2 separate regions of the Homo sapiens genome follow, and region 1 is linked to region 2. A link is a loop called in an ENCODE intact Hi-C map of the cell type or tissue named here. Cell type or tissue: Calu3. All regions are shown on one strand. Each heading gives the region's core, and the rest is flanking DNA. Links, peaks and the distances in the headings are about the cores only.

The links. A loop is a pair of places that touch in the nucleus more often than their neighbours do. Peaks named below come from ENCODE experiments on the same cell type or tissue, not always from the same donor. Only the 100,000 strongest peaks of a DNase experiment are listed, where the experiment ranks them.
Region 1: it touches region 2 in a loop (2.2-fold over the local background); 2 of 110 quality-filtered maps call a loop at or near these places.

Annotation. Positions count from the first base shown.
Region 1 is chr5:145,158,014-145,167,840 of GRCh38, reverse strand. No RefSeq gene overlaps it. Among named protein-coding and RNA genes, the nearest start is that of PRELID2, 670 kb to the left of the region's middle. In Calu3, for the core only: no CTCF peak of the experiment used is centred there; no DNase peak of the experiment used is centred there.
Region 2 is chr5:145,214,890-145,224,716 of GRCh38, reverse strand. No RefSeq gene overlaps it. Among named protein-coding and RNA genes, the nearest start is that of PRELID2, 620 kb to the left of the region's middle. In Calu3, for the core only: no CTCF peak of the experiment used is centred there; a DNase peak (open chromatin) is centred at 4,016.

The sequences.
Region 1 (9,827 bases), core at 814-8,813, 57 kb after region 2:
ACCAATATCCTTGGGATGGGAAAATTCAGAACTCATATTCTCAGGAAGCTGTAATTCAACCTCCATCTGTCCATGCTCTGAAGGAGGGAATGAAGGGCAGTTTTTATCCTGGTTTGTAAGGATACTAGGTATGAAAGTTGTTTTTTTTCTCATAATATTGTTGTTTATTAGTGAAACCAATTTTCTGCTTGAAGGAATCAGTGGGGAAGGTTGCAGAATCGGTAGCCTTCAGCTCTTTCTCTAACTCAATTATATAATAAACAAGAACTAATTAATTTTTTAAGTTTTATTTATTTATTTATTTATTTTCGAGATGGAGTCTTGCTCTGTCATCCAGGCTGGAGTGTAATGATGCAATCTTGGCTCACTGCTACCTCTGCCTCCTGGGTTCCAGCGATTCTCCTGCCTCAGCCTCCCGGGTAGCTGGGATTACAGGCGTCCGCCACCACGCCTGGCTAATTTTTGTATTTTTAGTAGAGATGGTGTTTCACCATGTTGGCCAGGCTGGTCTCAAACTCCTGACCTCAGGTGATCTGCCCACCTCAGCCTCCCAAAGTGCTGGGATTACAGGTGGGAGCCACCATGTCTGGCCGATTTTTTTCAGCTTTTAAATTTTTATGGATCCTGGTGTATATATGTATGGGGTACATGAGGTATTTTGATACAGGGATGCAGTACATAATAATCACATCAGGGTAAATGGGACATTCATCACCTCAAGCACTTATTCTTTCTTTGTGTTACAAACAATCCAATTATACTTAGTTATTTTTAAGTATACAAGAAAATATTGTTGACTATAGTCACCTGTTATGTTATCAAATACTAGATTTTATTTTATTTTTTGTCTAACTCTATTTTTGTACCCATTATCTATCCCCATTTCTCCCACTCACTCCTCACTACACCATCCAGCCTCTGGTAACCACTGTTCTACTCTCTATTTCTATGAGTTCAATTGCTTTAATTTTTAGCTCCCACAAATAAGTGAGAACATGAAAAATTTGTCTTTCTGTGCCTGGCTTATTTCACTTAACATAATGACCTCCAGTTCTACTCATGTTGTTATAAATGCCAAGATCTCATTCTTTTTTTATGACCAAATAGTACTTTATTGTGCAAATGTACCATATTTTCTTTATCCATTTGTCTGTTGATAGAGACTTAGACTGCTTTCTAATTTTGAGTGCTGCAAATAGTGCTGCAATAAACATGGTTGTGCATCGTAAATTTAGGGAAGTATAGGGAGACAGTCTTTGCTTCCTGTAAGTGAAGACCTTAAAACATCAATTGTGTTATGCCATAGGATACAGACACCTATTTAAGTCAAAGACTATTATGAAGGCGTTACATTGTTTTTAATAAGAAGAATCCAACTTCCCTTTGGTATTGCTTAAGCTGCAGAAATGGCAATATTTTGAGTGTTCAGTCTTTCAATGAGTAATGACGACAATAAAGTGCCTGTCACTCCAGTAAAGCTAAAATGAACCATTATGCATCCCTCTACAGGCAGAACCTCGGGTCTTGATGGACATCCTGCGGAGTTTTAGGTACACTTACCAGAAAATGCTCTTGTGTTATATGTAGACGTGCTTAATGAGGCAAAAGATAATGGATTCCTTTTAGGCACAGAAAAGCTGCTAAAGGAAATGTAATTGGGCTGGAAAGTTGGGATTTATTGGACTTTTCTCCTTCCCAAATCAGAACTATATCATCCTTATGAAAATATTAGCAATGTGGCTAAGAAAAATGAGACAAAGTAATTACTGCATTATTTAATAACCTTGCTCTATTTAGAGAAAATTCTCCTATGAAACCTGTAGAACTCTACACATGAATCTATCACAGCATCTGTAATCCTGGGACCTCAAAAGTACAATGGCTGAATTATGAGGCCTTGTCTTGTCTGTGAAATGAAAGGATGGTTTTATTGTATTTTATGTATCATAAATCCTAAAACTACTTTAAAAAAGTAATTGTATAGGGAAATCTGTCATTTCCTCCTCTCTGTTGTCTATTCCCCTTTATTCTGGTAATAAAATCTTGATATTCCAAGATATTCCTACTACCTCTTAGTCTATATAATTTCTAAGACAGTGGATGCAAATTCTACCTTCACAAGCTCTATGCCAGCAAGTAAGAATATTGTGTCCATAGACCACAATACAATCATCACATGGTTAGAACATTCTAAAATTGAAGCAAACACAGAGCAAAGCAGACCCAGAAGATAGGGATATAAGCTCTAGTGTTATAATTTGAGGGCCTGGACCCAATCAGACCTGAAGCCAGAGCACTCCTGGATTCCCTCATTGTCAAAACCGATAAATGTCCTTATTTCTTTATTTATATTTTTTGCTTAAGCCAGATTGAGTTGATTTCTATCACTTGAAACCAAAAGAGTCCTAGCTAATAGAGGAACGCAATTCTTATTCCTTAAAGTTAGATTGACCAGCATCTAATAAAAAAGTGTTTAGTTTTCTTCACTTAGAAACTTACTTGAAGATATACCCTGGTTTTTGGGTCAGTGTCACTGCCCATCAGAGAAGGGTGATGTTAATGAGCTAGTGATGATTAAGAACTAGAGATTTCAAGGAACTTAATCCTTTTATAGCCTGAGAAGGGCTGTAGGAAATACATTAGACCCAGAAAGAAGATAACTTGGAAGTTTTTTATTGCTAATAAAAGCCTGCCTAATTTCCATAGGCACAAGAAAAAAAAAAGAGAGAGAGAGAAACTCTTGACTGGCAGGAATAAAAACTGCATGGAGAAAAAAAAATGAAAAGATGACTTTTTTTTAATGGTACTTTTATGTTCCTCCCCTCCCCCCTTGCCGCTGCCCACAGTACTTACAGGAAGGCAGTAATTTACTGAGATCTAGTGCAGTATGTTTGATTAAAGGTCATGCAAACATTAAAATATTTCACCAAAAATCTGAGACAAAGAAATGGAGATAACCGGCTCTTCTCAGAACCACTCAAGTATACTTATAAGTTTATTAATGGCTGGTGACTCAAATTTTCCCTTAAGAATGTATGGAAAATATATAGCAAGGTGACAAAAGCCGAGAAGTATTATTTTTGGCATCCATCATTGCTTTATGGGCTGTCAAAAGGAGTCCTTGCAGCAAAAGCAAAACAACAGCACACCTCCCACTTTCAGCATTAGACAGAATGGAAAACAATCATGGTTCCCTAGCCTGTCTTGAGCTAGTACCTGCCTAACGCTCCATGTCCACTAGTCCAGGCTCTCGGGCACTTAACTCTCACCATACTGAATTGCATGGAGCTCCTCAAAGTTATCTTGCCACTTCTTAGCTCCAGATTTCTCCATTTTTCCAGAAAAGCCCCTTCCTATGACTCCTGCAGCCCCACCAAAGACACTCCTTCTTCACCTAGCTAACCTCTATATATACTTTTTTCCTCTGGGAAGCCTTTCTTGACTCTCCTGATTAGAGTGAGGACCACTGATTAGCTCTAAAAGCTTCTTGAATTCTGATTCCACATTCCCCAATGGCACTCATCACAATGCCATGTAACTACTACTACATTGTCTATCATCCAATGCTAAACTACACATTTCCTGGAGGTAAACATGTCTGTCTTTTTTCATTATTGTAGCCTCTGTCCCTAGACCACAATAGATGCTCAGTTCACGTATCTTACATATTCATTGTACGTCTGGATGCTTAACTCACTTCCAGGATTCTTCATTACTGTGGAATAATCCTTGGCCTCAGACCAAACCTGATCCACGTCCTAATTCAGCCACTTAACAGCTTGAGGACTTTGCTCAAGCTTTCTGAACTTATTTCCTTATCTTTAAATGGGGCATGTATTCTTACATCAGAGTACTGTGATGAAGATTAAATTAAATACATCTAAAACTTCTGGCATTAGCAAATTTCAACAAATATCTGTCCTTTTTCCTTTCTGTCATCTTCTTTGTTCTCCCACCCTTAATGAGTTCCTGCCTCCTCTGCCTCCCTGCCTTCTCCATTATGGCTTTCCCACACCACCATTCTCCTTGTACCTTTATCTGTATCTAGTGCCTTTATCTGTATCCTTGTGACTTTATCTGTATCTTTATCTTGTGGTAACCTGTAAGGATCATGCACTTTGGCATTTCACTTCTAGTTTTCCAAAGTACTTCAGCAGACTATTGCTAACCAGAGAAAAAGTTTCCACTGTTCTAAACAATGTAAGAAAGAAAATATGAGTTTTTTCAGAAAGCTTGTTTTTTCCATTTAAAATACATGAATTACATCACAAAACACCGTCTCTATTAAAAATACAAAAATTAGCTGAGCTTGGTGGCAATCATGCCTGTAATCCTGGCTACTTGGGTGACTGAGGCACAAGAACTGCTTGAACCCCCGAGGTGAAGGTTGCAGAGAGCTAACATCTCACCGCTGCACTCCAGCCTGGGTGACAGAGCAAGACCCTGTCTCAAAAAATACAATACAATACAGTACAATACAATACAATACAATACAATACAATACAATACAATACAATACAATACAATACAATACAAGAATTGTTTCTAAAAGAAATAAATGAGCTGATTATTGTTTATTGTTCATTTTTCCTAAAAGAAAGAAATGAACAGATTATTCCTCATTATGAGTTTAGGTTCCCCTACATTTTAGTATTAAATCTCCTTTTGTTTACTAAATGATAATAGATTATATATATTTTAATATTTTTACTTGCAAAATTCAAAAGTGATAACCCAATGTAAGGATGCAATATTTTTAGTTTCGTTATGTGAAATTTAAAATCTGAGAAACACTATCACAGATTCCCCAAAACATGGTATGGATTGGGAAAATTGGAGTCATGTAGTTGTAAGAAACAAAACTGAAGTTCCAAAGGAATTTACTGATGTGTTAGATAGTCTCCAAAGACACCTGAAAGAACCACATTGCCAACTACTCATGTTCTTGTGAAGTTATCTCCCCTTTAACCTGGACTCATTCTGTGACTCACTTGTAACTAATGCAGTTCAACAAAATAAAGGCTATTTGACTGCTGAGGCATACTTAGAAGAGATTTTGCACCTTGGACTTTTGGTACACCTGCTTGAATGAAAGTCAACCATTATGTAAGAAGTTGGACTATTCTGTGAATTGATGTGCTGTGGGGAAGGCAAACTCATCATGTGAGGGGGCATATGGAGAAAAAGAGATGGCCAGACAGCCCCAGCTATTCCAGCCAACCCTGCCAAGATGCCAGTTATGTGAATTAAGAAACCATCTTATATATTCTAGACCCAATAGATGTGATGTGGAGAGGAAGTGAGGAATCCAGCTAATAGCCAGAACTTAAACTCATCAAGCCATCCAGTAAGACCTGCCATCCCCTCTGTGCTGTGTCCCAATTTCTGACTTATAGAACCATAAGTTTAATAAAATCATTGCCACTAAACTCAGAAGTGTTATGTTATGTATCAACAGATAATTAAAAGAATTTTAAGAACATAGAATAGCTCATACAATTGAAAGAGAGGCTTAAGAAGTAGGTCTCTGAAAGCACATGAAACTGGGGCCTCTGGGAGCTTTAGTAACAAAAACAAATGGACAATCTCTTTTGGACTCACCATCACATATTACTGTTTCAGCCTTTGAGTTACTCCAAGCAAGATGAAAATTCCAGAGAGAGACAATCTGATAGATGCAGCTTATGAATTGTTTCCATTCTTGTACCCAGGGTGGATTTATCCCAGCTAAATCACTTGGACTAAGAGTTTTGGAAGAATTATTTGCCAAAGCAAAATCAAGATGTTCTAGCAGATGAAGAAAAAAATGCATTGGGTCAAGATAACAACAACCAAAAAGTAATTCCGAACACAAAGACTATTCTTAATTGCTATTTTTTGACTCAACCTCTTTGGCTTAGAGGCAGAGCATGCTTAGTTAGCTCTCTCTCAAAATGCAAAGTGGTTAAATATAAACCTTCAAAGAGAGTCATATTTAAGCAAATCTTAAAATATGAGCTCTAGAAAAAAAAGTAGCATTTTATTGTTTGAGAGAATTTGAACTTAATTTGTGTCTAACACTTAAACAAAGAGAATTACCCTCTTTGTAGCCTTTGGAGGAAGCCACTTGTGTTTTCTTTGTCTGACTGTTGAAAGTGCAATCACATTTCTACCACAGGATGCTTTTCAAGCTAACAGCAGATGAGGAGTTACACAGCAGAGGAGGGCATGAAGCAGTTCATCATCATTTGTTTTTGTAATTGTTTGGAGCTGAGCGCCTTTCATTATGTTCAATGGACCCTCCATAGCCATGCTGGGAGGGCCGCCATGAGCACAGTGGGTTGGGCCATGAATCAGGAAAACAGCTGTCTTTTGTCTGAGAAGAGAAAGCCGTGAGTTAGGAAATACTCTCTGATCAGACAAAATCAGCATGGATGGTGTCAATGTGAGTTTAAAAGATTCTTCTATGTGGAACTTTCAGGAACAAAGGCAACACCCCACACACAAATTGACCCTTTTCTTTTTCCAGATCAATTATACCTTCCAGAAGAATGATACCTATATCCATAATAATTCCATTTTGCAAAGAAGGAAATGTTCAAACAACTTACTAATATCTGATTTAAATGCAACAGATATTTATGAGGTCTTTGTTAAGTGCCAAGGTGTGTAGCTAGGCATTGAGGTACAAAGCAGACCAAGGCAGATGAAGTTGCTAACTCCAGGGAGCTTACATTCTATTAGGAGAAGCAGGAAATTAACAAATAAATCATTTTAATAGTGATACACGCTATGAGGGAAATACAAATAGCTTTGTGGATGAGACAAATGAGGTAGGGGGTGTCTAGAGAAGTCAGGGGCTGCCTCTCTCATGTGGTAACAATTTAACTGTGATCTAGAGGAACAGAAGGAGTGATTCAAAAGGAAAACCTTGTAGGCAGATGACTGTGAGCACAACAGCCCCGGGCAGGGGGAAAGCTCAACCTACACACTCCCAGAAAGCTGATGTGTCTGGAGCTAGGCAGGATGTAGCCAGGTGTGAACTTGCAGAGCATGATAAGAAGTGTGAATTTTATTCCATTTGCAATAAAAGGCCATTAGAGTGTTTCAAGTGAGACGTGATGAATACATTTTAAAAATCACTGGCTGCTCTGTGGAAGATCAATTGGCGAGGTCAAATCAGAAGCAGCGAGAAGACTACTTCAGAAATTCAGGTGAGATTTGGTGTTGGCTTGAACTAAGATGATGGTAGCGGCAATGGAGAAAAGAAAGAAAAAAACAAAATAAAAGAAAAAAAGATATTTTGGAGGTAGAACAAAAGGGTTTTGCTAATAGATTAGAAGTTAGAGGAAGGGATGGAAAGTAGGAAAGCGAAAGTATGAGCAGGAAGAGAGTAGACAAGAATGACGCCCTGATTTACTATTTTAATAACCAAGTGGTTGGCAATGCTATTTATTGGAATGGGGAACATGTGAAGGAGGAAAACATTCAGGGGAAAAAATAAAACGTTCTATATTTGGCTGTTAAATATAAGATAACTAGGAGATAGCCAAGTAGAGAAAGAAGGTAAGAAGGAATATGGGTACATCAGCCTTGAATTTAAACTTAGGAATGTAAGAATTTTTGGGAGGACTTTGACAACACCATGGAAATGTTTTCAGAACAACTGTCTCTTCTGCTGTTACCTTCCAGAGAGTCTCTGGGACAGCTTTTCTTTAACCTTATCTAGTTGCATGAGAATCACCTTCAAAGCATAATAAAAATTCATGTGGCTGAGCCCCACATTGAATCAGTCTCCATGAGAGGGACTGTGAACATGGGCTTAACAACTCCTCATGCGAGTCTAACACCTTCCCAAGTTTGAAAACCTCTGCTATGAGGTATATTTATCAGGAAATTTTACTTCTTGACTCACCTTTCCTCCAAGCTAAAAATACTTCCTTGAAATCTTTACAAGTAATGCAGTAATGCCTATTAGTTCCTGGTTCAGTTCTCTGCTCTTCAGAGATATAAGAAGAAACCAGGTGTAGTGGGTGGTCCTGAGATCCTAAGGATTTGTGCCACTGCCACCGCCTATGTAGACAGAAGTGAATGGAGGAGACCAGGGAATAAATTGTGAATTTTGTTTTTGGTTAAAAACCCCTCAGGCAAAACAAAAGTTAAAGTAATTTAAAGAAAACTGGCAATTTATTGCCTCAAAGATTTGCAGGTTTGAATCATAGATTGTTAGAGGTAAAGAGGATCTGGGAAGCAGCAGAATGCATAAACCAGCAGGATCTGACATCTCCCACTGGAGTTCACCCCTTGCCTTCAGCACTTAACCGTGTACCCTTGGGCAAGTAAGTGACTTCACATCAGTGTACCTCAGTGGATGCCTCTGTAAATGGGAGAAATAATAATACCTAGCTCATAGGGTTGGAGTGAGTGTTACGCAAAATAATAGAAAAAAGGTGGGTCCGAAACTACCCATAATCGTAAAGGTAAATAATTTCAAGCCAGAAAAGACTACAAATACCGTGCAATACACTCATATTGTACATAAGGAAACTAAGTCAGCTACACTGGGGGCAAATGAGAAATCAACGCAATGTTTAAAGGATTGCACTACTATAGTTTGCTCTATAAAAAATTTGAATTCATTCAGCATCCATTTCTTTGTATAAACCATATATCATTTAGAAAAAGGGCCATTTGCTGATATTTATTTATAAGTTTTAAAAAATAAGTGCCTTCCCACACTGCTAAAAGGCAGAAATGCTTTCAGAGGATTTCCTGGCTCATTGCACTGAGATCTTTTTGCAAATGAAACATCTGCCCACTGTGTGGTCTGGCCAAGTCCTCTTTCAAGTCAGTTGTCCGGAAGCATTTTAGGACAGGCAAGGTAAACAGACAGATAAGCATATGGTGATCAATTCAGAAAACCAATGTCGGTTTCCACTGTGTTAGGACCATCAACCAAACAGCTTTGATACCCATTCACTTTGTGAAATCGCAGGAAAACACAAGAACAGCAAGTCTCCTGAAACTGTGTAAACAACACCCAGGCTCAGCTAACAAAAAGAAAAGCAACTGACGACTTGACTCCTTTAGTTCTGCTTTAAGTGTTCAGGGCTGGTTTTGTGCTTTGGTTATCTTACGGCCTTTTTTTTTTTTTTTCCTTTTTCTTTTCTTTGCTCAGAATTTTGATCAGGCTTGCTTATGAATCCTGGAGAACTCCTGTTTTGGGGACAGAATCTGTAAGAATGGAAATTGGTTTCTAAGCAGCCTGTGAACAATGGCCATGTAATAAATGTCACTGGTGTTGCTGTTCTCATCTGATGGACCTCTAGTGCCTTATATGTGACAGCTAATGAGCTCCACTAATCAAACTGAGGAGCAAATACTACTTCCCACCCTCCCCTCCTACCTGAGGAGGTGAGGAGTGCTAACCCCTTGCCCTGGCAGACTGACAGTGCTGAATGGGAGCAGAATGAGAAGAAACCTGGAAGGTTAATTGAGGTAGTACCCAAAAGTTGTTTTTAAATCAATTTAATTAACCTGTGATCCCTTAAAATTAGAATATGTTGCAACCAGAATGAAGGAGGATTTATTCTATTTTTTTTAACCTCATCTAAGAAAACAGAAACTGAGCAAGTCTGGGTAAAGAAGTAGTGGGGAGAGTGTTAATTACCACCTGGACTCTTCACATCTATCTTTATTCCCTGTGTATCTCAGAATAGATAGTTTCCATTCTTGGAAGAAGAATCCATAGCATTAACATCTGGTGCTATTGTCAATCATCCAAGTTTCTTGTAACACATTCCTTCACCAAATGGATGTGCTATTCACTCCTTATCAGGATTAGACAT
Region 2 (9,827 bases), core at 599-8,598:
TGCATTAACATTCTTGTCAGCATCCCATCAGGGTCAGATGGACAATGGAAGGGTGAGTCCCATCTGTCCCCTTTATTCTGCATCTGGAAACTGCCAGCTGAGTTGACCCTCCTCTGTGATCAACCCTGCATCTGTTTTCAGATTATGTCAAGGCTCCAGAGCTCTGTTTAAGTAGAGTGTTGCTCTAAGCCTCCATTTGTCTGACTCAGTCACCTAACACAGAAAAAAGTAACTGAAATAAAAACCTCATACAAGATTCTATAAAAATATTCACTAAGTCAGTTCTAATAAACATGAATGGTTCTGTAAACTGCAGATCAAATACTTCCCCCCCCACTCTCTTTTTGGCTCCTGAGTAATTATCATGGCAAGGGGATTGAAGACTGCTTAGGTGACTCAGATATCTGTTAATGAAAGCCATCAACGGTCACAGAACTCCGATTTTCCATATTAATATTTTCCCATATTAATAATTTTTCATATTAATTTTCCAATAATTTTTCCATATTAATATCTATTAATATTCATAGAATCCTTGAAAATGTACCCCTATTTTCATCTGTTTCATCTTTGTGGGTTTGTGCGACTTGGTGGTAAAGTAAGAGTGGGAAGACAACACCTCTTGGCTTACCCCAAGTGACGGTCAACAGTTAGTCTCGTTTCTTCTCAAAAAGGGAATTAAAGAAGTACAGGTACTCAGAAGTGTTACTACTTGAGGAAATATAAGGAGAAGCTCTTGGTTCGCAGGCCCACTTTTCTTGGGTAGAATTATGTTAATAACTAGAACTAAAACATATTTCAATCACTACTACTTTAACATACTTCTGTAGCATTTTTCATAATTGAAAAGAGAAATGTGAGGGATTGCATTCACAGTATTCAATACCATAAATGCTTATTTCTGAACTGTGATTGTATATTGTTTCATGGCTTATGCTGACACGTGCTTAATTCCTGTCACAGCCAGAATGGTGTGCTCTGGGCTGATTACATTTTGACCAAACACTCTATGGAGATTCTAGGAATGGCCAACATATAATAATAAAGTGTGTGTGTGTGTGTGTGTGTATGTGTGTGTGTTAACCATGTTTAGACTTCCATTAGATATTTAAGATGACATGCGACATTTTCCTAATGTTTAAAACCATATTTGCCAGTTTAGACTCAAGTTTGTTAAAATAAAGAAGACATTCACCAAGCAAACAGGCTTTTCTCTTTTGACTGAAAACAGACATGTTTTCAGACTAAAGAGTCCCAATTTTATTGCTAGTGGTATAATAGAGAAAGGACCACAGAAATTGGGATGGAAGAGGGTAAAGACCTGAATCCATACAGAGATTGGAGGTGTTTCTCTGGATAGCAACATTTAAAAAATAAAACCAAAAGGAAGAGCAGGCAACATGCAGGTAATAAGAATGTAGAGAAATGATAGATACAAAAATAGAAAGGGAAAGACAGAGAGAGAACCACAAGGAGTTTGTAGTTCCTACTCTTTTCCCTTCCAATAAGGCTATCAAAAGTAAGTTGCTTATTTCAAAATAGCAAGGAGCTATGAAGGAGCTGCGATGTCCCCTAGGCAGAGAAATTTCCTAAAATATCTTAAATCTTTTACTGTTTCTTCCCCATTGTCTTTAAGAAAAAGTCCAGACTCCCTCAAGTGGCTGTAAGGTCTGATATAATCCAGTCCCCACCTACCTCTTCAGCCACATTTGTGCTTTTACTTTTTTCATTCTGCTCCTGTCAAATTGACATTCTTTCAGATCCTTGATCTGCCATATCCTCTATGGAATCTGAATCTTCACACAACCTGATGTTCCCTACTTGATTATTCTTCCTTTCTCCCTACCCAACCCTTTCATATGTCTAAATGCTTCTTGTCTTTCAGGTCTCAGCTTGGTTGTCACTTCCTCAAGGAAGCCTTCCCTGATTTCTCCTCTGCCTGATGAACCTAGATCTTCCACTCCATATTCCTATAACACATTCAACTTTTTTTCATAGCACTCATCACTGTTTAATTCACCTGTTTAATGCTTGCCTTTTTCATTACACTGTAAACTCCATGTGTTTACTGCTATATGCAAGAATTAGCCTGATAACTTACACTGGGTTTGTGACTAAATTTTCTGATAGTACTAGAAGTAAGACTATTGAGGCCCCAGGGTAAGTGAACACTTGTCTGAAAAACGTGAGGAATAATAAACACTCATGGGTTGTTGTGAAATAAGGCATGTAAAACATACACTGAAGTTTCTGGTACATAGGACTCATCAATTTGTACCTTGTAAGTAGCTTTGTGTCCTTTATTTAGAGTTAAGCAGTATAGAAATTGATAATTATATATCTCTTCTTAGACATATCAAAGTCTTTAAACTCAGCAGATTCAAAATCAAACTTGGGATCTTTTTCCCCAAACCTGTATCGATCCGTTATTCCCACCCTCAGTGGACAGAAGCACCACACCAGCCTGGATAGCTATCCTCAACACCCCAAACTCTGTCTTCCTCCCTAGCGGCCAATTCTTAACAAGTCCTGACCACTTTATATTTATTCACCCCATTCAATCCTCTTCATATTCAGTTCTTCCACCCTAGCCCATACTACCACCATCTAATTCCTAGACAATAGAGTGTCTTCATAAATGATCCTCTTTTTACTTGCATGCCTGCCTCCAATCCACTCTTCTCAATGTAGTTGGAGTGACTGTTTGAAAACTTAAATCAAACCAAGTCACACACATCCAACTTTATATTATTATCCAAAACAACAGAAACAACCACCACCACAACAACAGGTAACATGTTAAATGGCATCTTATACTACTCATTATATGCCAGGCACTATTTTAAGTGCTTTATGTATACTGATTTTTTAAATCCCCACAAGAAGTCAGACTGTTGTACGCGTTTAGTCCATCATGGAGAAACAAGCACAGAGAGGTTGAGTGATAAACAGCAGCCCACAGACACTACTCTTCAGTAGTTTTCTAAGTTGGAGAAGCCCTTATGGAGTACTGATGAAGAGAGTTGACTGTGAAAAGAGATTTCCTGGCTTCAAAGCCTGGCTCTACCATTTCCTAGCTGAAGCTTTATCTCTGTGGGCTCTGTTTCCTTATCAGCTAACTGTGGAAAATAATAGTGCCTCCTTTATAAGGTTTTGTCTCAAGTGAGTAATACAAGTAAAATGTTTAGAATGGTACATAGTTCAGAAAAAGATTTCAGTAAAAGTTGATATTGCCATGTATGTATAAAAATATAGGCCCTATATATCCTTCCAACCTCATCCTTCACAGTTCTTTCCCCTTTCTCTTTATTCTTTTTATTCTGGTATTCTTGTCTCTCAGAGAATCATTCCTCATGCTATAAGAAACACATGTCCCCTTATCTTTTCCAACAATCTTGCTCTTCCCTATTTTACTTTTACACATTGTACAGTTCTCAGCTCGGATGTCACTTACACAAGGAAGTCAATCATTACTCGCCTGCAGTCTAGTATAGCTCTCACTGTTATATATGCTCAGTATCTCCTTGTAACTTTCCCGTGAAGCATTTATCACAATGGCAGGCAATTTTATATTTATTTGTCTAATTTTTTGGTTGTCTATCTTATTAGATTACAAGGCCCATGAAAAAAGGGACCAAGTCTTTTTGTGTTCATCATTGTACAGTGAGCCTGGTATATATTTGTGTTGCTGAGTGAATACACATATTTCTCCATTATCTGGTAGTTGTAGTATAAAGGGTATGTTTTTGTTTTAGTAACACAAACTTGACTCAAATTTCTGCAGTGTGGTTGCTATGCAATGTGGTAAATCAACAGATATAGATATATGTGTGTGTATATATGTATATAACAGATATTATATATACATGTATGTATTGATATGTGTAGAGACATCTCTCAGTATACTCAGGGGATATGTTCACAGCAGAATTGCCTGTACAGGTATTGCCTACGGTGGAGACTTTTACAATTCTAGTGCTCATATTCTGCATCACCTTCTTGGCAAACTTCTCTGCCCCCCATTCCCCTGGAAACAAGTTCTGCAAGTCTTTCTCGTGCAGTCACATGCTACCTACTCACATACTCTTACGGTTCTTTTGTTCGTTCATAACATGCCTAACTTTTCTTTTAATCTTGGGTATAGTTTGTCTTTTATCTTTAAAAAATACCCATTCTTATACTACAACTGGTGAAATTTAGTCAGTCCTATGTCTCTGTTACAACTTCAGTCCCGGGAAATCATTAGTGCTACTCCTTACCCCCAAACACCATCGAATTTTTGTGTGTGCCTTTTACAGCTTTTTTTCTATTACTGTGGCTTTTCATTTCACCTATAATAAGTCTAAATTCCTTACCATGAGCTATAAGTTCCTGAAGAGTCTGGTCTCTATGTACCTCTCCTGATGCATTTCTTGTCTCTCTCTCCTTTCCCATTGTACTCTAACTATGCTGGCCCTTTGTTTTAAAAGTATAGCAGTCTTTTTCTTTTTTTTTTGTCCTGCCTCAGCACCTTTGGACTTGATAATCCATCTGGAACACCATTACCCCCAGCCTTCACATGTGAGGCACCTGAATACCATTTAATATTCTCAGGAATGCTTTTTCTGGCTATCCCACCTAAAGTAGGCTTACTTTTTAGAGCACTTAAAATGATAACATGTAATTAATTAATTTGTTTATTCACTTTTTTGGGAGTCTGAATCCCCTAATATAATGCAAGCCCCATAAAGCAGGGCCTATAAAAGCTTGACCATTTTCACTTCTCAGCATCTATAATGTCTTGTACTAACAGGCGAATATGGGAACATTAGGAATAAGTCCTTAGATAAGATAAAGTATTCTTTATTACAAGAAAATTTATTTAGCCAAATCAAATTTACAAAATGATAGAGTGCCTAATGAAATCAACTTCTTCATCTATGAGTACATGACATGTACTGCATACAGACACAGCCTGCAAACTGCACCGTTGCATGTTAATTGTATTATACGTCACAATTGGAGCATAGGAGGAAGGCAACTCATCCTGGAAACTGGGGACAAAATGACACCAAAGTTGGCCCATTGCATGAGACACAAGTCCCTCCGGTGAGGCGTGAACTTGCAGCTAGAAAAGCGCTATAAGGTATGACATATAGTCTTAGTGTCTGTCTGTTGAATCCACAGTCCCTGACATGAGGCCTGGAACATGGTAGGCTCTCAAATATCTGTTGAATGAACAAATGAATCTATATAACATGCCACAACCTGGTAATCTTTATTTATACTGAAGCTATTTTTGTTACTCAAGTTTGTCATTTTTTTCTTGCTAAAACAACATATTGCTGATTTTATATCAAAAATCTGTAGGGAAACATGACTCACTTTATAGCCAATTTTGCTGAAATGTATTGGCCCTGCAAAGCAAGAGAAATTTACGCTTTGAAATATGCATTGTCATTTACTCTTCAAAAACATAGTAGTTTTCCTTAGCTGTTTCTTGGTTTAATCAGTCCCCAAAGCTGAATAAATGAAAGAAATGGAATGTGTATAAATATTAAACTGCATTCTGGCAAGGTGACTTACACTTAGTTCATGGTAAGGTAATTATTAATGAACAACTGTTTTGTCTGGGTAATTGTTTTCCTCATAAGTTGTTATTGTTTTATGAAATATAGTAATTCCAGGAGAGAGAAAAATGTTCTCAGTGTGCCTAGCTCAAAGTCTAATCCCCAACATTATTAAGTAAATTAAAAAGTGCCATTAAGACGTCATTTTCATCTGTTAAATTTCTACAATTAAAAACAAAATATAATACAAAATAATATTAAGGCTGCCAGAGGTATAGTGTTCTTAAAAACATTGCTGTGGGACTAGAAATTTGTGTAATGATTTTGAAAGCAATTTAGTTACATTTACCTCTAAGATGTCACTGTATTTTGAACTAGTAATGTGCCTGTTAGAAGTTAATAGTACAGATGTAGAGTTTTACACAAAGGTTCGTGTATAACAATGTTCATCACAGCATTAGTAAGAATAACAGAAAGGAAACAATATAATCTCCAAATATTAGGGATGTGTTAGTATAAATAATGGCATATGCCTGTTATATAATCCTGAATTTCCATAAAAGTTATTGTTTACAATTACAAAGACTGTTTAATGATGTGGGAAATGCTCAGTTGGTAAAATGAAGTGAAAAAGGTAGGAAAGGAAGGCATAAATGTAGAAGTGGTAGATGAACTCCTTGGTGGAATCTCGTCTGTAGATTTGTTTAGTTTGCCACACATGGTGTTAATTATTTAAATTCATTTCCAATATTTAAAAGTTAGGATATTTTACTTTTAAACAACTGTATGTTCAGGTCCTTTCTAAAATCCTAGATATTGGGTAGCATTCATGGCATACCACCTGGGAGCAGCAATCAGCTGGAGTTGGGAAGGCTGGGACCCTAGACCTGGCAGGTGTTCTCCAGCTGGCCACACTCCGCAGCACTCCTGACCATTACCCCTGACCTGTTGCACTCGTGGATGTCACCTTCCTGGCATTTGAATTCTTGGCTGCTATGCAGCATGATCCTTGTGTGGCAAAGTACACATACATATGCATGAAATGCTACAAAAACTCCTCAGGGTGATAGGATAACAGGCGATTTTCATTTTCTTCTTAATAGTTTTTGCATTTTCCAAATTGTGTAACAAAAATATGTATTGCTTTTCTGATTAGAAAAGAGTAACTGTTGTTTTTTTGAAGTCAAATCATTAAAAATCATAGAGCACCATGCTAAAAGACTATAAATGGCAGATGTTAACAGCAATCTTGGGGAAAAATTACATTTTGAATTCCCTTAACCAAAATAGTGGACGAGGTTATTGATGCCTTTTCATTCACAGTGTTTTTTTCCCCCATTATTTAATAAAAATACATTATTGAAATCTAAATGAGATGGAACAGTCTTTTTTTTTTTTTTTTTTTGAGACGGAGTCTCGCTCTGTCGCCCAGGCTGGAGTGCAGTGGCGGGATCTCGGCTCACTGCAAGCTCCGCCTCCCGGGTTCATGCCATTCTCCTGCGTCAGCCTCCCAAGTAGCTGGGACTACAGGCGCCCGCCACTACGCCCGGCTAATTTTTTGTATTTTTAGTAGAGACGGGGTTTCACCGTTTTAGCCGGGATGGTCTCGATCTCCTGACCTCGTGATCCGCCCGCCTCGGCCTCCCAAAGTGCTGGGATTACAGGCGTGAGCCACCGCGCCCGGCCTGGAACAGTCTTACTAAATTGCTTTTTTTGCCTACAAAGTATTGTATCTTCACCTCAATTCTAAATGAATAATAGCCTCAACCTTATAGTAAACCATTTTGCTCACTGTTCGAGTAGTAAATACTTCTGATAATATGAAGCAAATAAATAAAATTATTCTCTTTCAGACCTTTGATTTTGTGGAGAATGAGTTAATCTTAAATTGTAATTAATACTAGTGCATTAAACTAAGTGAAATGTAAGGAACATGCATATCCCTGAATTGATGACATAGACATATAATTAAAAGGATTTTGTTTTCTGATTGTAAGTAAGAGATTTATAGGAGTGAATTCTTTTTTAAATAAATTTTTATTTTATGAAAGTGATAGTCAACCATGCATAATATACTTATTTTCACTTCTACCAGAAGACATGATTATAGGTCAGAGATTTTTGTTTTGTTTTCCTTTCTAGTTTTACAAGAATTGGAGGGCCAAAATAAAAAAGCTTGTGAGTCTGTAATTTTTGCACCTGGCCAGTTGCAGCAATGAGATTCTTATACATTTACTAGTAGATAAAATAACCAACAAGTATTTATTGAGCACCTAATATAAAGTCCTAGGGAAAATCCGTATAAAACCTATTCTCTGATTTCTGAGAAATTTTCATTGTATATTAAGCTCTGGCAGTATTAATATAAACAATGATATGCTATTAGAGGTTCCATGAGAGTATAATAAAATGTACTTTCCTCTCTTTATTAATACAACATAAAGTTTTTAAGTAGGACTATGACCTAATCTTCCTTTTAGAGATAGTACTCAGAATCTGGGTATTACAATCATGCAAGTGGATTTAACCCAGAAGAGTAGATGGAATCATATAAGAAAGTATGTAAAATTACAGAGAAGCAGTCAGTCATGGTGGCAAGGAATTGGAGAGTTCAAATTATTTACTTATAATGCAATTATTATATAGTTAGGTTTAAACTCATTATCTTGCTCTTTTAAAATCTTTTTTTTTTTCTTCTTTCCTGTTCTCTTCACATTAATTGGCCAGTTTTTCATATTACAATTTATTTTCACCACTGGATGTTTTAGCTTTTATGAAATATTTTTTATTTTTAAAATTAATATATTCTTTTAGCGAGTTTTAGATTGAAATAAAAATTGAGCATATATAGGCCGGGTGCGGTGGCTCACGCCTGTAATCTCAGCACTTTGGGAGGCTGAGGCTGGTGGATCACCTGAGGTTAGGAGTTCGAGACCAGCCTGGCCAACTTGGCAAAACCCCATCTCTACTAAAAATACAAAAATTATCTGGGTGTGGTGGTGCATGCCTGCAGTCCCAGCTACTTGGGAGGCTGAGGCAGGAGAATTGCTTGAACCTGGGAAGCAGAGGTTGCAGTGAGCCAAGATCACCATACCACACTCCAGCCTGGGCAACAAAGTGAGACTCTGTCTCAAAAAATACAAATAAAAATGAAAATAAATAAATAAAAATTGAGCATATAGTATACGAAGTTCCAATATCATTCTATCCCCTCACCCCCACTTCATAATTTAACCTGTTATTAACATCTTACATTACTGTGGTACATTTGCTAAAATTAATGAGCAAATATTGATACATTATTTTTTCTTTGGAATAAATTATAAATATTTTACAGTGTACACTGTACTCAATGTGTACTCTTGTATTTCTCACCTCACTCCCATTCTTCCCCCAACTCCCCAAAGTCCATTCTATCATTCTTATGCCTTTGCCACCTTATAGCTTAGCTCCCGCTTATGAGTGAGAACATACGATGTTTAGTTTACCATTCCTGAACTACTTCACTTAGAATAATGGTCTTCAACTCCATTCAGGTTGCTGCAAGTGCCATTATTTTGTTTCCTGGTATGGCTGAGTAGTATTCCACAGTATATATGTACCACATTCTATTTATTCACTCGTTGGTTGATGGGCATTTAGGTTGGTGTCATGTTTTTGCAGTTGTGAATTGTGCTGCTATAAACATGCCTGTGCAAGAGTCTTTTTCATATGATGATTTATTTTCCTCTGGGTAGATACCCAGTAGTGGGATTGCTGGATACAATGGTAGTTCTACTTTTAGTTCTTTAAGGAATCTCCACACTGTTTTTCACAGTGGCTGTGCTAATTTACATTCCCACCAACATGGTAAAAATGTTCCATTTTCACCACATCCACATCAACACCTGTTGTTTTTTTTTTAATTTTTAAATTATGGTCACTCTTGCAGGAGTAAGGTGATATCTCATTGTGGTTTTGATTTGCATTTATCTGATAGTGATTTTGAGGATTTTTTCATATGTTTGTTGGCCGTTTGTATATCTTCTTTTGAGAATTGCCTGTTCATGTCCTTTGCCCACTTTTTGATGAGATTATTTTTTTTTCTTGCTGATTGGTTTGAGTTTCTTGTAGATACTGGATATTAGTTTTTTGTAGGATGCATAGTTTAAAATATTTTCTCCCACTTTGTGGGTTGTCCATTTTACTCTGATGATTCTATCTTTTGCTGTGCAAAAGCTCTTTAGTTTAATTAGGTCCTGTCTGTTTATCTTTGTTTTTGTTGCATTTGCTTTTGGA